Linked DNA regions of Homo sapiens: region 2 is linked to region 1. The links are chromatin loops, found by intact Hi-C in ENCODE. Cell type or tissue: sigmoid colon. All regions are shown on one strand. Links, peaks and the distances in the headings refer to the core of each region. The heading gives the core; the rest is flanking DNA. Region 1 overlaps NUCKS1 (nuclear casein kinase and cyclin dependent kinase substrate 1). Region 2 overlaps SRGAP2 (SLIT-ROBO Rho GTPase activating protein 2).

Region 1 (6,803 bases), core at 2,765-5,264:
CCAATTTTACAGACCTGGTTTATCAGCAACATTTATAAAACTAGACCTCAGGAAAGAACTAGTTCTGGGGATATATGCATGGTCTTAATAAAGTGAATGGTTAGCCTGTCCTGACTATTACAAAATCAAAACAGTGAGAATATCTGCAGAATCTATTTGACTCTAAATGACTTTAAGTACTCCCTATCAAGTAACGTATCTTTAACATCTCAAACAAATCTTCATTTCTATTTTTGTACTCTGCACTCTAAATCTAAAAGTTTAATACTTCTTCTCTAGAGATATACATGTAAGCTTCCATGTTAGTACCCAAACAGCCTACCTGGCAAAAGAGCCTTAGATTAAAAAATGCACTGTTACTGTAGGCCTAAATTGATCAAGTGAACTTAAAAAATTAAGAGAAATAGGCCAGGCGCAGTGGCTCACGCCTATAATTTCACCACTTTGGGAGGCCGAGGCGGGCAGATCACGAGGTCAGGAGATTGAGACCATCCTGGCCAACGTGGTGAAACCCCGTCTCCACTAAAAATACTAAAAAATTAGCTGGGTGTGGTGGCGGGCGCCTGTAGTCCCAGCTACTCGGGAGGCTGAGGCAGGAGAATGGCTTGAACCCGGGAGGCAGAGCTCGCAGTGAGTGAGCCAACATCACGCCACTGCACTCCAGCCTGGGCGAAAGAGAGAGACTCCGTCTCAAAAAAAAAAAAAAAATTTAAGATAAATATACATTACCACCTATACTTAAACCTGAGCAGAGGGATATTCTTGGCTGTATAGATTAAGACACCATTTAAATTCAAAGACAGGATGGTCAGACTGCAAACACTGGTCCACCTTCTAGTATAGTATGTGGAGATGGTATGGATGGAGGTGAATTCTGGAAAAAAAGGCTTGGGCTTATATGTAGAGGAATATATAGTTACATACTCAGCATTAGAAAGAGAAAAAACAAGGCTCTTAAGGAGTTCCACCTTCTGTTTTTCTTTAGTTTAACAAAACTATAAAATATACTCCAACTATATATTTTATTGTAAGAAGCTGAGTTTATATTACCAAAGATACTATATTATTAGGAAAGCTAACTTTAAATATGACTATTAATTCCATGTACATGAGGGACCTAGAGTAGATGAATTCAGAGAGACAGAAAGTAGAGTGGTGGTTGCCAGAGGCTGGAAGAGTGGGGATGAGGAGCTGTTGTTTAGTGGGTTTAGTTTCAGTTTTGCAAGATTAAGAGTTCTTTACAACAATGTCAAGTACTTAACAATACTGAACTATACACTTAAAAATGGTTAACATGGGCCGGGCACAGTGGCTCATGCCTGTAATCCCAGCACTTTGGGAGGCCAAGGTGGGCGGATCATGAGGTCAAAAGATCGAGACCATCCTGGCCAACATGGTGAAAACCCGTCTCTAGTAAAAGTACAAAAATTAGCTGGGCGTGGTGGTGCGTGCCTGTAGTGCCAGCTACTTGGGAGACTGATGCAGGAGAATTGCTTGAACCTGGGAGACAGAGGTTGCAGTGAGCAGGGATCGCACCACTGCACTCCAGCCTGGCAACAGAGCAAGACTCTGTCTCAAAAAAAAAAAAAAAAGTTAAGATGGTAAATTTTATGCTAAGCATATTTTATTACAATAAAAATATATTTTCTTTCTTAAAAATATGACTATGAAAAAATCTAATATTTTTGGGCTACTATGGAAATGCCTGCCATGTTCTGGCAAAACAGTGATTTTTTAATGACAAATGCCATGAAAAATAGTATGATGATCATAATGCAAACACGACCATTTTCTGTATTATTTAGGATAAAAAAAATGGGTCATAGAACCAGGGGAAGAAAGGTATCTAGAAGAGGAACTCTTACATCTTATCCTCTAATAATTAAAATACAGGTTCCGAACTTGTAGGTATAATTCTAGCTTATCCCATGCTTGTGGGGTGGCAACTAACATATTATTACCCCATTTCTGGGTACGACGTAGCAATGGATATATCCTATGAAACTACATAAGGATGGACAACCAGAATGGTAAACGGTATATCATATGAAGAACAAATGAATAAATTGAGAATATTTAACTTGTAAAATGGGAAAACATGTTAGCTACTTTAGGGCTTTGATGTGAAAGGAGTAGTAGAGGTACAGCTTAGCTTTAGCAATCACATTAAGTGTAGGTTCAACATAAAGAGCTTTAACTGTCTGCTAACAATGGCTACTTCCTTACTCTATCACTAGAAACACTCAAGAAAGGAATTAGTATGGACTCTTTGTACTAGGAATCCTGGGTTCTGGTTCTAGAATGTCAAGAAAATCATGTAATTTCTCTGGGCCTTAGTTCTTCCTCTGTTGGAACTGATAACCTAAATTGCTTGACAGATCTAAAAGATATTCTATAAAATTAAATGTTTAAATAATAAATTAAATAATAAATAAAATATTTAATAAATAACATAAATGGCAGGCATTATATTAAAATATAATATAGAAAATGGTCACTGCAAATGATCATATTGCATTATGATCACAATACTGTTTTTCATGGCATTTGTCATTAAAAATTAACTGCCCTCCACAACAGAAGAAAACTTAATCTCCTCCTCCTTCCCTGTATATCTATCTGTATCTATCTAGACAGACCTACCTACCTATCTTCCATCTGTCCGTCCACCCATCCATCCATCCAACAATTGAGACAGGGTCTTGTTCTGTCATCCAGGCTGGAGTGCAGTGGCAGTCATAGCTCACTGCAGTCTCCAACTCCTGAGCTCAAGTGATCCTCCCACCTTAGCTTGTGGAACTACAGAAAGGCACACAGCCACCATGCCTGGCTAATTAAAAACAATTTTTTTTTTTTGTAGAGACGGGGCCTTTCTATGTTTCCCATGCTGGTCTCAAACTCCTGGCCTCAAGCAATCCTCTCACCTTAATCTCCCAAAATGCTGGGATTACAGGTGTGAGCCACCAGGCCTGGCCTGTAACTTGTTACTTTAAACCTAAGACACTAAAAAGGATACTTTTTATTTAGTACATATTTTTCTATCCTACTTTTCAACAAACAGAACTACAGAAATGCCATGTAGACTATATTGGCATTATATAAACAATTAAATTTTAAAATTAAATTGAAAGACTATCCCTTCCGTTGAAATATGAAGTATTTTAACTTTCAATGATCTGAAAACAGCCAGAATGATCTCATATGCCATTTATCACAAATACCATAAAATCAGTGTAAAGCAAAATATGAATATAGAAGCAATTCTGCCTTATTAAGGGCAACCAGTCAGAAACAAATATAGTCATCCATAAATGCTAAAGAGGGAAAAGATAAAATAAATAAATAAAAGATCTGTGATAACAAGGGCCATTCATGATGACTCATAATGACTCATAATAATTTGGTTCAGGCCGGGCTTGGTGGCTCACGCCTGTAATCCCAGCACTTTGGGAGGCCAAGGTGGGTGGATCACCTGAAGTCAGGAGTTCAAGACCAGCCTGGCCAACATGGTGAAACCCCATCTCCACTAAAAATACAAAAAATTAGCCAGGCGTGGTGGCGGTCACCTGTAATCCCAGCTACTCGGGAGGCTGAGGCACAAGAATCGCTTGAACCCGGAAGGTGGAGGTTACAGTGGGCCAAGATTGTGCCACTGCACTCCAGCCTGGGTGATAGAGCAAGACTCCATCTCAAAAAAAAAATAAAAAAGTTTATTTCCCAAACAATGTCCTGCCTCCTAAAGATGCTTATTCAAAATAATATAAATAACATACTATTTCCACCACTTAAAGGCTTGCTTTGTCTGGGGTTGAAATACATTTTTGATGAATTTGTTCCTAATGAGATGATAGGACAGAAATCCAGCATTTAAGAATTTCATTTAAGTCCCAGGGCATGAGAGGTTCTATTTCTAGGTGAAAACAAAGAAACATTCTAATTTCTTCAAAATACAATCATGTGCTGCATGACATTATGGTGAACTGCATACATGACAATGGTCTCACAAGATTATTATAGCATATTTTTACTGTACTTTTTCTATGTTTAGATATATAAATACCTACCATTGTGTTACAATTGCTTACAGTATTCAGTACAGTAACATGCTATACATGTTTGTAGTCTAGGAGCAATAGGCTATACCATACAGCCTAGGTGTGCAGGAGACTACACCATCTGGTTTTGTGGAAATACATGCAAATCACCTAAAAATGCAGTTCTCAGAATGTATCCCTGGTGCTATGTGACACATGATAGTTAAATGCCAAAGCTAAACTAACTCTTCAATGTAAAATGAGTATCAATAACTAGAACTGGAGGACAGCATAAAATTTCAATATAGCAGAGAGGTTAAAAACACAGATTCTTGAATTTACGTCCTGACTCTTACTAGTTGTATATCCTCAAGCAAGTTACTTCCCCTGACTGAACTTCAGTCTCATCATCTGTAAAACAGGAATAACAATACCTGTTACAGGAATAACAAGAGTGTTGAGAACATTTCAGAACATTTGTGCAAGGTATATAAATATCAATAACAGCTATTATTACTTATAAGTATTAACTTGTTCCACCCAGAATACCACTGTAATTTTGAACACATAACTAACTCTTATTTGGATATGATGATTAAGTCACTTTGTTGAAAAATATGTAAGTCTTAAAAGTATTGGTTCTAGTATCATTCAGAAAGATTGTCTTTGTTTTCTTGTTCATCTCACTAAAATGTAATACCAAAATATCTCTTTTTTTTTTTTGGAGACAGGGTCTGCTCTGTCATCCAGGTTGGAGTGCATGAAGTGCAGTGGTGTGACCATAGCTCACTATAGCCTCAAACTCCTGGACTCAAGCAATTCTCCCAACTCAGCCTCCTGGGGAGTTGAGATTACAGGTGTGTGTCACAACAGCCAGTAAATTAAAAATTTTTTTTTGTAGAGACCAAGTCTTGCTGTTTCCCAGGCTGGTTTTGAACTCCTGGCCTCAAGTGATCCTCCCTTCTCGGCCTCTCAAAGTGCTAGGATTACAAGCATGAGCCACCACATCCAGCCCTCCCTATTTTTATTTCTGACTTTATGGCAAAGTTCAGGTTACCATTTAGATCAAAAATTTTTAAATCATTTTTTAAGTTTAAAGCATTCATAAAACCTATCAAAGTCTGATGGTCGTGGGGGTGGGAGATATGGTGGTGCTGAGAGTATTATATGTAGTAGAGCTACTGGACCCTAGACAATCTAATTCAACCTTTAGCTTGTATCCTGTTAACAAATATCCCTAGAAGAGAATGACTGAGAACTTCTCATGATCTCCAAGGCAGCCTATGCTAAGAAAATTCCAGTAATTGCCAGGTGTGGTGGCTCACCCCTGTAATCCCAGCACTTTGAGAGGCCGAGGCAGTGGATCACCTGAGGTCAGGAGTTCAAGACCAGCCTGGCCAACATGGCAAAACTCCATCTCTACTAAAAAATAAAAAATAAAAAATTAGCCCGGCGTGGTTGTAGGCGCCTGTAATCCCAGGTACTTGGGAGGTTGAGGCAGGAGAATAGCTTGAACCCGGGGAACGGAGTTTGCAGTGAGCCGAGATCACGCCACTGCACTCCAGCCTGGGTGACAGAGCAAAACTCCTTCTAAAAAAAAAAAAAAAAAATTCCAATAATTAAATAGTTCTTTACAAGGAGATGAATCTGCCTCTAGTGTCCACTCACTGGTTCTATCTAGTTCCACCTCCTGGGATTAGCATGGTCTAAATCTAACCCCTCCTCTTCAGAGCATTCCTTAAATTTATATGACTATTCCCACTTTTTCTCTGAAGCTAAATACTAGGGCTCCTTTTTAACACTTCCTCATATTTCAAGTACTCGCTTCATGCTCTAGCTGCTTTCCTCCATACCACCTTGGATTTAGTAAATACTAAAGCAGCACCCAGGATGAAACATAATATGATTATAAAAAGATGGGGAATGGGGAGCAAATCAGGATTATGACCCTCCTCTTCCTATTCTACTCTATACTTCAATGCAATCCAAGATTTCAGTTCCCTTTTGGACTGTTCCATCATTCAGTGGACTATATATTGTAATTCCAATGACTAAAACCTCCTTTTCCATAATCTAAGACCGTTTGGTATCCTGATCCTGCCATTTCAGCATATTATTTATCTTCCCCAACTTCTTAACATCTGCAAATTTAATCAGCACACCATCAGTGTCCTCATCTATATCATTAATTAGAAGATATGCCAAGAACAGAATCCTTTCAGGCAACAGTGCAAACAGTCTTCCAGGGTAACAATCTATTTATTTGTCAGCCCTCTCCGGGTAAGGCTGCTCAGGCAAAGTCCCTCACACTGAGCTATCATTCTGCCTGTATTTCTCCATCTTACAAGGACCTATGTGAAGCTGTCAAAATCCTTGTTGAAATAAAACCTCGGTATTTTCACAGAATTCTTTTGCTCTAATAAATTTTTAAAAAAGGAAATTAGTTCATTTAAATCAGTGACAGTTAAACTTTTTAGCAGTAAACACTTTTTGTTCAAATAAAATCTTCCCAGGAATCATAAAATTAAACACAGCTAATCAAAAGTATTTTAAAAGTATACATTTGTCTTATAGTATCGTATTTTAAAAATTATCTCATTACAGAATTGTCCAACCTGTGTTGTCAAAATAGGTTTTCTAAAGATTTACTGGTAATTATCAGTTGGATATTATCAGTATTACCACCCCAATAAACATTCAAAATGAATTTTAATGTGAAAAGCTTTGAAAGTTCCACATTAAAGAAAACTGCTAAACTTTACCTCCAAA
Region 2 (6,803 bases), core at 2,268-4,767, 710 kb after region 1:
ATTCTTCCCCTCTGAGGCACCTCTGTCTTTTCACTTTGGTTTTGCTGCAGTTTCGCCCTCAACAGCCTAGACCAAAGGTTATAAATGGGCACCCTGAGAGCCAGATAAAGCCGAAGATGTGTTCTCTTCAGGTGTCTATTGTGTCTTGAGAACAATGAAATCATACTTACATTTGGGGAAATTTCACTTTTTAAAAACCTAGATTTCTAGCTTCTTTTGAAAAATTATTAGATCTGGTGATACTGACTCTGCAGTCCCTGGTGGCAGCAATTCCCTGTGGAGTAAGGGCTGTACTCCCTAGATGGGGCAGGCACTCCCCAATTCACCACAGTCCCCAGCCCTCCCCGTTGTCCCCCAATCCTGAGGCTGAATTCAGTTGCTATTTATCATCACTCTTGTTTTGTGGTTTTCATAGAGAACAAAAATGTTTCTCTGGATCCATGAATCTATCAGAGTAGGGGAAACAAAAGGTAAACCAAGGGACCCAGGTGTTTTTGCACATATTTCTTTGTGAAAATGAGGAGCCTTCTACAAGGTTAGTCTCTGCTTAAAAGGAATACAACTTTAGAGACCATTTCATAAGTGTCAGCTTGCTTCCAAGTTTGTGGTCAACCTGGCCTTATAGGTATCTGGGTTAGTGGCCCCAGCTTGAGACCTTTTCTGGGGCACCCACACTATCATGTAGCCCCCTTGCTGGCCCTTCAGAGCTACAGAGGGTCCTTGTTCCCCATCTTGTCTCTTCCATGCGGTTGTGTCTGCTCTATTCATTGGCCAGGCCCTGACTCAGCACCACCACTGCCTTTGGGTTGAACACCCCAGTGAGTCACACAGCGTGTTCATGTGCAGCCTGGAAACTCTGCTAATTACTCTCGAGTTAGTCCCTTCAGGGCTACCAGTCATTGTCTCCCCTCAGAGACCAATACCTGCCCTCAACATGAGCCTCGTCTGTGCCCCCAGAGCTGGGAGCATGACAGTGGTGAGCAAATGGGGATGAGGGGAAAACAGGGAGGGCTGGGGGACTATATGTGACAGTACAGTGGGGAGAAACAATAGAATAAGCATCCATGCAGGGTTGCTGCTTGCAGAGATGGCAGCCACTATTGAAGACAGCATAGGAATTGCACCAATTCAAATTATTCATTTTGTTTTGCTTTTATTGGGTTTTTTTCTGATTGAAACGAGATTGATTTGCTCATCAAAGTGTTAACATTAAAAAAATGCAGCATTAATAAAGTGTTTTCTAAAATAATAAATAGAATGCAAGACACAAATGATAAAGCAGACCACCTCCACAGGAAGACAGCAGCTGACAGGTGTGCACTTCCGGACAGGGGTAGCAATAGTTGGCAGGTAGCTCCCGATGCAGACTCTGCCTGGGCCCAGACCATCAGGACCCTTTTTCTTCATTGCTGTGAGTCCTGGATGTATGTGTACTTTATTTCTGGCTACTGTTTGTTCTTGGATTGGACACATTGTCAATCTCAAGGAACCAAAAAAGCTAATATCTCAGTTTCTGTGGGTCTGGAATCCAAGTACAGCTTAGCAGGGGCCCTCTGGAGAGGTAATTGCATATCATTAAAAAGTTAAAAATCCAGAAAAGTGCATGCTAAAAAGTAAGTTTCCCAACACCAATCCTGGCGCCCCAAAAAGCCTCTGTTCCTAACCACAATGCTGAACCTTTTTATGAAGCACAAAAGATGAGTTCAAATCAGTTAGGAGAATTCACTAATAATATGAACTGAAACTGTAGAAATACAGTAGAACTCTTTGAGGACATGGCATGAGTGACTACAAGTCGACACCAAAAATTTTAAAGCAGAGAGTTGTTACTAATGTTATCCATTTTAGGTATTTCTTTGTTTTTATTTTGTTGTTGTTTGTTTGTTTTTGTTTGTTTGTTTTTGAGATGGAGTTTTGCTCTTGTCCCCCAAGCTGGAGTGCAATGGCACAATCTCTGCTTACGGCAACCTCTGCCTCCCAGGTTCAAGCGATTCTCCTGCCTCAGTCTCCCGAGTAGCTGGGATTACAGGTGCATACCTCCACGCCAGACTAATTTTTTTGTATTTGTAGTAGAGACAGGGTTTCACCATGTTGGCCAAGCTGGTCTCAAACTCCTGACCTCAGGTGATCCACCCACCTCGACCTCACAAAGTGCTGGGATTACAGGCATGAGCCTGTAATTACACCGCGCCTGGCCTAGATATTTCTTTAAAAATAAAAATCCAGTTTTTTATACTCTTACACTAGACACAGCCTTCAGGGACTTCAAAGATTATTAACACCATGACATTTTACACAAAACTGTGTGCATTTATTTATATGCGCACATATGTGAATTTTTCTGGGGAGAGAATCCCTAGTTTTTGTCAAGTTATTGAAGGAACTTGTGTCCCCTAAATAGTTAAGAACCACTGCTTTAGGACAGGCGCAGTAGCTCACACCTGTAATCCCAGCACGTTGGGTGGCCAAGGCGGGTGGATCACCTGAGGTCAGGAGTTTGAGACCAGCCTGGCCAACATGGCGAAACCCTCTCTCTACTAAAAATATAAAAATTAGCCAGGCGTGGTGGTGCACGCCTGTGGTCCCAGCTACTTGGGAGGCTGAGGCAGGAGAATCACTTGAACCCAGGAGGCAGAGGCCTCAGTGAGCCAAGATTGTACCACTGTAACCCAGACAGGCGACTCCGTCTCAAAAAAAAAAAAAAGAACCACTGCTTCAGCCCCTAAACTTAGATGTTCCCACTGTATATTGGAAAAGAAAAATGGATTTTCATCTGTATTTTGATGGGAGCAAGAAAATAGACCTAGAATCATGAGACCACAGTCCACAAAGATGTGTCCTCTTCAAGCTCCTGGTCATTGTAGCCACCTATGAATTGAACAGTTCTTACCTTAGCAGGCTTCCCAACATTCTTCATCTTCCACAGAGCTTTGACTCAGGACTCTCAGGACTAGAGTTTGTTTCCCTTTGACCATCAGGCTTCCCAGACACTACTGGTTTTCTTTTATGTTACCAAAACATTGTCAGATCACTCTAAAGTATCAAGGCCTTCCTCCTCTTTGTCCCTCCATGACACCAGGAACTGGCCAGCCTTGGATTAGCTACAGCTTAAGCCTGCAGCACCTCATGCCTCAGTTGTTTGCTCTGAGGTTACCAAGGTAATTATCCTCCTGTCCCTCCCCAGTTTTAATTTGACTAGGAAGTAGACTTAGAAACTTCCCCTAGTCTTTTCTAAATCTCTGCTCTCTTTGAACTCAGGATCCGGGGAAGGATTATACACTTTTAAGAACTCCTGTGAAGCAATCCAATGAGATTTGTAACCTCCCCCGTTGCTGGCCTCTCCTGCATTTGATTCCAGGCTCTAGAGAACAGTGATTCTCAACTCTTTTCTCCCATCACGTCCATAATACCACTCTTCAAGTCCTGCAGTGATTCGCAAACAGACAGGGGGTACATCTCCAGGAGGGGAGAGAACCACTGAGTCAGAGGGTAATGGGCTTTGTAATGTGAGGCTGGATGAGGGGTACACTACAGAAACAAACTCTGCAATCAGTTCTGAAGAACAGCTACTCAGATGGAGACAGCTGAGTCTCAGGCCTCGTTTCCCAACAGAGGACCTTTGGTTCCTTCTCAGAATCAAATCCTGCCCATGCCTATAAGGGAGACTCCTCAGCAGAGCTCACAGCTCTGCAGGCTGTGTTGGGGAGGTATCCAGAGCTGGCCCAGCCCTCAATGCCTGGACGGGCAAGGCCCAATGGGACTCATCAGGTGCAGTGGCTCATTGAAGGCCTTGGGTCCTTGGCCAAGGTTGGAGGTGTGGCTGGAACAGCTGCTGGCTGAGAAGGGGAGAGTTCCCAGAATAAATAAATACCCGAGAATGAAGTCAGCCTGCATCCAGAGGAAGCCCGAGCAGAAGCCAAATGGCATGCTGACCTTTTCCTGAAAAAATCCTGAATGTAATAATCTAGAAGGAGATTATGAACACGAAAAACAATTGCATTTGCTGTTCTAGGAAGAAATTCACTGGCTTGATGGAATACGAAAGCTAATCAGTTGGCTATTTGTTAATAAGTCTAGAGGCTAGAAAGGAATATCCCTAATAATTTGATTATTTTGTTATGCAAGAAGGTACACAATGCACAGTGCCTGTGCCTCTGACCATATCTTTACCAGGGCAGCCTGAGGGTCCCCGTCTGCCCTGGCAGCTTAGTATGTTGGTGTGTAGCAGCCATATTCAGCTCTGCAGAGTGACATGTTCTCAAGGTCATGTGGCCTTTGATAGATAAGATCCGGGGATAGGGATGAGGATGGGGTGGTAAGTAGAATTTGAAATGGGAGCTGGAAAGAGAGAAGGGATCAGAGCTGCAAGCAAGTACCTCTAGTTTGCATTTCCTGAGCTCCTGAATGACCATTCTGGTTGTCAGTTTTCTCCCCAGCTTACTTTCTGGAAAGTCTCTGACACCCAGAAAGGCAGGTGGCAATTTGTGGACCTTCTGCTTTTGCTCTTGGCAGCGCCTCCTGTGATTGTGTTTTCTGGGCATTCATGCGAGAGCTTTCCAGCTTGCCCCCTTTCCCTTCTCCTCCAGTTTATCACAGTTCAGTGAAGAGAACATGATGGACCCCTACAACCTCGCCATCTGCTTCGGGCCCTCGCTAATGTCAGTGCCAGAGGGCCACGACCAGGTGTCCTGCCAAGCCCACGTGAATGAGCTGATCAAAACCATCATCATCCAGCATGAGAACATCTTCCCAAGCCCCAGGGAGCTGGAGGGCCCTGTCTACAGCAGAGGAGGAAGCATGGAGGATTACTGGTAGGGGGGCTTGGGACGGGAGGAGGGGAGGGATTCACTAGCACACACTGGCATGGGAGCCAGATGGCCACACGAAAACCAAAGGGAAACACCCAGATCCTCCCAACTCCTCACTCCCAGGCTGCTAGGGTCTGGGGATGCTATAGGCAGCCCCCACCTCGGCCCCACCCACAGACTAAATGCCACTTCTTGCCACCTCCCTTTTTGATGAGTTCTGAGTGGCAAGGGACTATTCTGAAAGATATTGACAACATTAATTGTGATACTAATCTCTAAGAAAGGACTTTTTATAAAGTTGCATCTAGAAGTGATCTTTATTCATCAACAGTGTCTCTTGGGCTTCTACTCTGTGCTCTGTATTCTGAGAAAAACCATCCTGGGTCCCAGGGAATTCCCTTCCTTTTGGGAAGAGTTTAGATAAAAGGCATAATTTCCTGACCGTGAGTTTGTAAGCTGGCACTTCAGAATGATTTTAGAAATTTGTGAAGAGAAAGAAGGGTAAGCCTTGTTTTTGGCAGGTTAGGGACTGTCCTCCCCTGAAGCAGCATTCCATTCTGTGGGGCCAGGTTTTCCATGACCTAGCTTCGGAACAGAGATCTAAAAGGAATCCCTGGGATATATGTTTGCTAGACCCCTCTGTTTGACAAAGAACAAATCACTATTTCTATTTTATGGATGAAGTAGCTGCAACCCAGAAAGGCCAGTGACAGTATTTTAGGCCACTCTAGTGATGGGAATTTAACCCCAATCTCATCTCTTTGTACAGGGTACAGTCCGTTACCCCATGCCACCCGCCATGGTACCATTTACAGCGTCGTTTTTTCACTAAACACAAAGACAACTGCCTCTCTCTTTTAATCCCTAACGTCCCTTACCTCCCCCTCCTCCTCCCCCTCCCTTCTTCCCCTAAATAGTATTTCAGCCTGAGCTGAAAGCACAAGCCAGCCCAAATCGGATTCTGTCTGAATTCAACATCTGGAACCAATTCGGCCAGCCCCATTGCTATCGACTGAGGTAGGGGAGGACAGGGGAGGTTGTTTACTTAATTAGAGGCCAATTGGTCCACGCTTCTCCCTGACCCCCACAGAACAGCCTCTTGCCCAAGGAGTGAAGAAAGTGGCATTTGTGTTCTGTGAACTTAGTAATACCAGTGACATCCCTGGGTTCATCCCTCTCTGCTGTACTGCAGATTTCAGTGTCTGGGTCCAAGCTGGAGGAACCTATGCTGGCCAGCTGGGAGAGAAAGCTTTTTGTCACCGACAGATGGTTGGTGGTGACTGGGGAGGTTGTTGGTCACTTTAGGTCTCAGCCTACTGGATGATGAGCTCCAGGGAGCTGTCCTTGTGCATGTGACTTAGAGCTTTGGTTTTCCCCCTTGCATGCGTGGTGAAAAGCTGTAGAATAGCATTCCCTTCCTTCTAAAGTCAGGCAGAACCTCCGCCCTCACTTCTCAAACATCAAACCACTGCAGGCTCTGGTCCAGTGCCCGGGGCACAGAGACCCCTACAGCCCTGGCCCCTGAGTCCCAGCCCAGTGGGTCAGAGTCCTGGAGGGGTGTGGCTCACGGGGACAGGTGCCTTCCTCCAGTTTCCTCCAAGATAGTCTCCCAACCTACCCACCTGTTTCTTGTGCACTCAACATTTATTAGCAGCCTCTGGAAAAACCACAAGATTAGTCAGGGAACATTACTACCGCAGACTGTGTGGGAGGCTAGAAGCACCTGAGGAACAAGAGTCAGCAACCTTGGGTTGAGAGGGACCTTCTAACCGCTGGATTCACACCCACCTGGAAGGCTCATGGCCTCTCCTCTCCCTTCTTTGGGAAGTGAGAGAAGTGCCAGCCCCGGGAGCTAAGGCAGTAAGGAGGTGAGTGAGGGTGGTAGAAGGGGAGATAGAGCACTAAGAAGAGAATGGAGAATGATCAGGAGACCCAAACAGCCATGGAAAGGAGAGCACCAGGCCACATGGCCTCCCCACAGCTGTGGAGAGGAGA

Evidence for each region. Peaks named below come from ENCODE experiments on the same cell type or tissue, not always from the same donor. Only the 100,000 strongest peaks of a DNase experiment are listed, where the experiment ranks them.
Region 2: a loop joins it to region 1, with 5 times the contacts of the local background. A loop is called at or near these places in 1 of 110 quality-filtered maps.

The regions. Positions count from the first base shown.
Region 1 is chr1:205,731,204-205,738,006 of GRCh38, forward strand. All of the region lies in intron 1 of NUCKS1 (nuclear casein kinase and cyclin dependent kinase substrate 1), which reads right to left. It overlaps LOC124900423 (small nucleolar RNA SNORA72), which reads right to left and starts at 149; the gene lies at 18-149. In sigmoid colon, for the core only: no CTCF peak of the experiment used is centred there; no DNase peak of the experiment used is centred there.
Region 2 is chr1:206,441,489-206,448,291 of GRCh38, forward strand. SRGAP2 (SLIT-ROBO Rho GTPase activating protein 2) reads left to right here. Exons shown (of 23, transcript NM_015326.5): 18 at 4,587-4,811. Among named protein-coding and RNA genes, the nearest start is that of IKBKE, 26 kb to the right of the region's middle. In sigmoid colon, for the core only: no CTCF peak of the experiment used is centred there; a DNase peak (open chromatin) is centred at 3,782.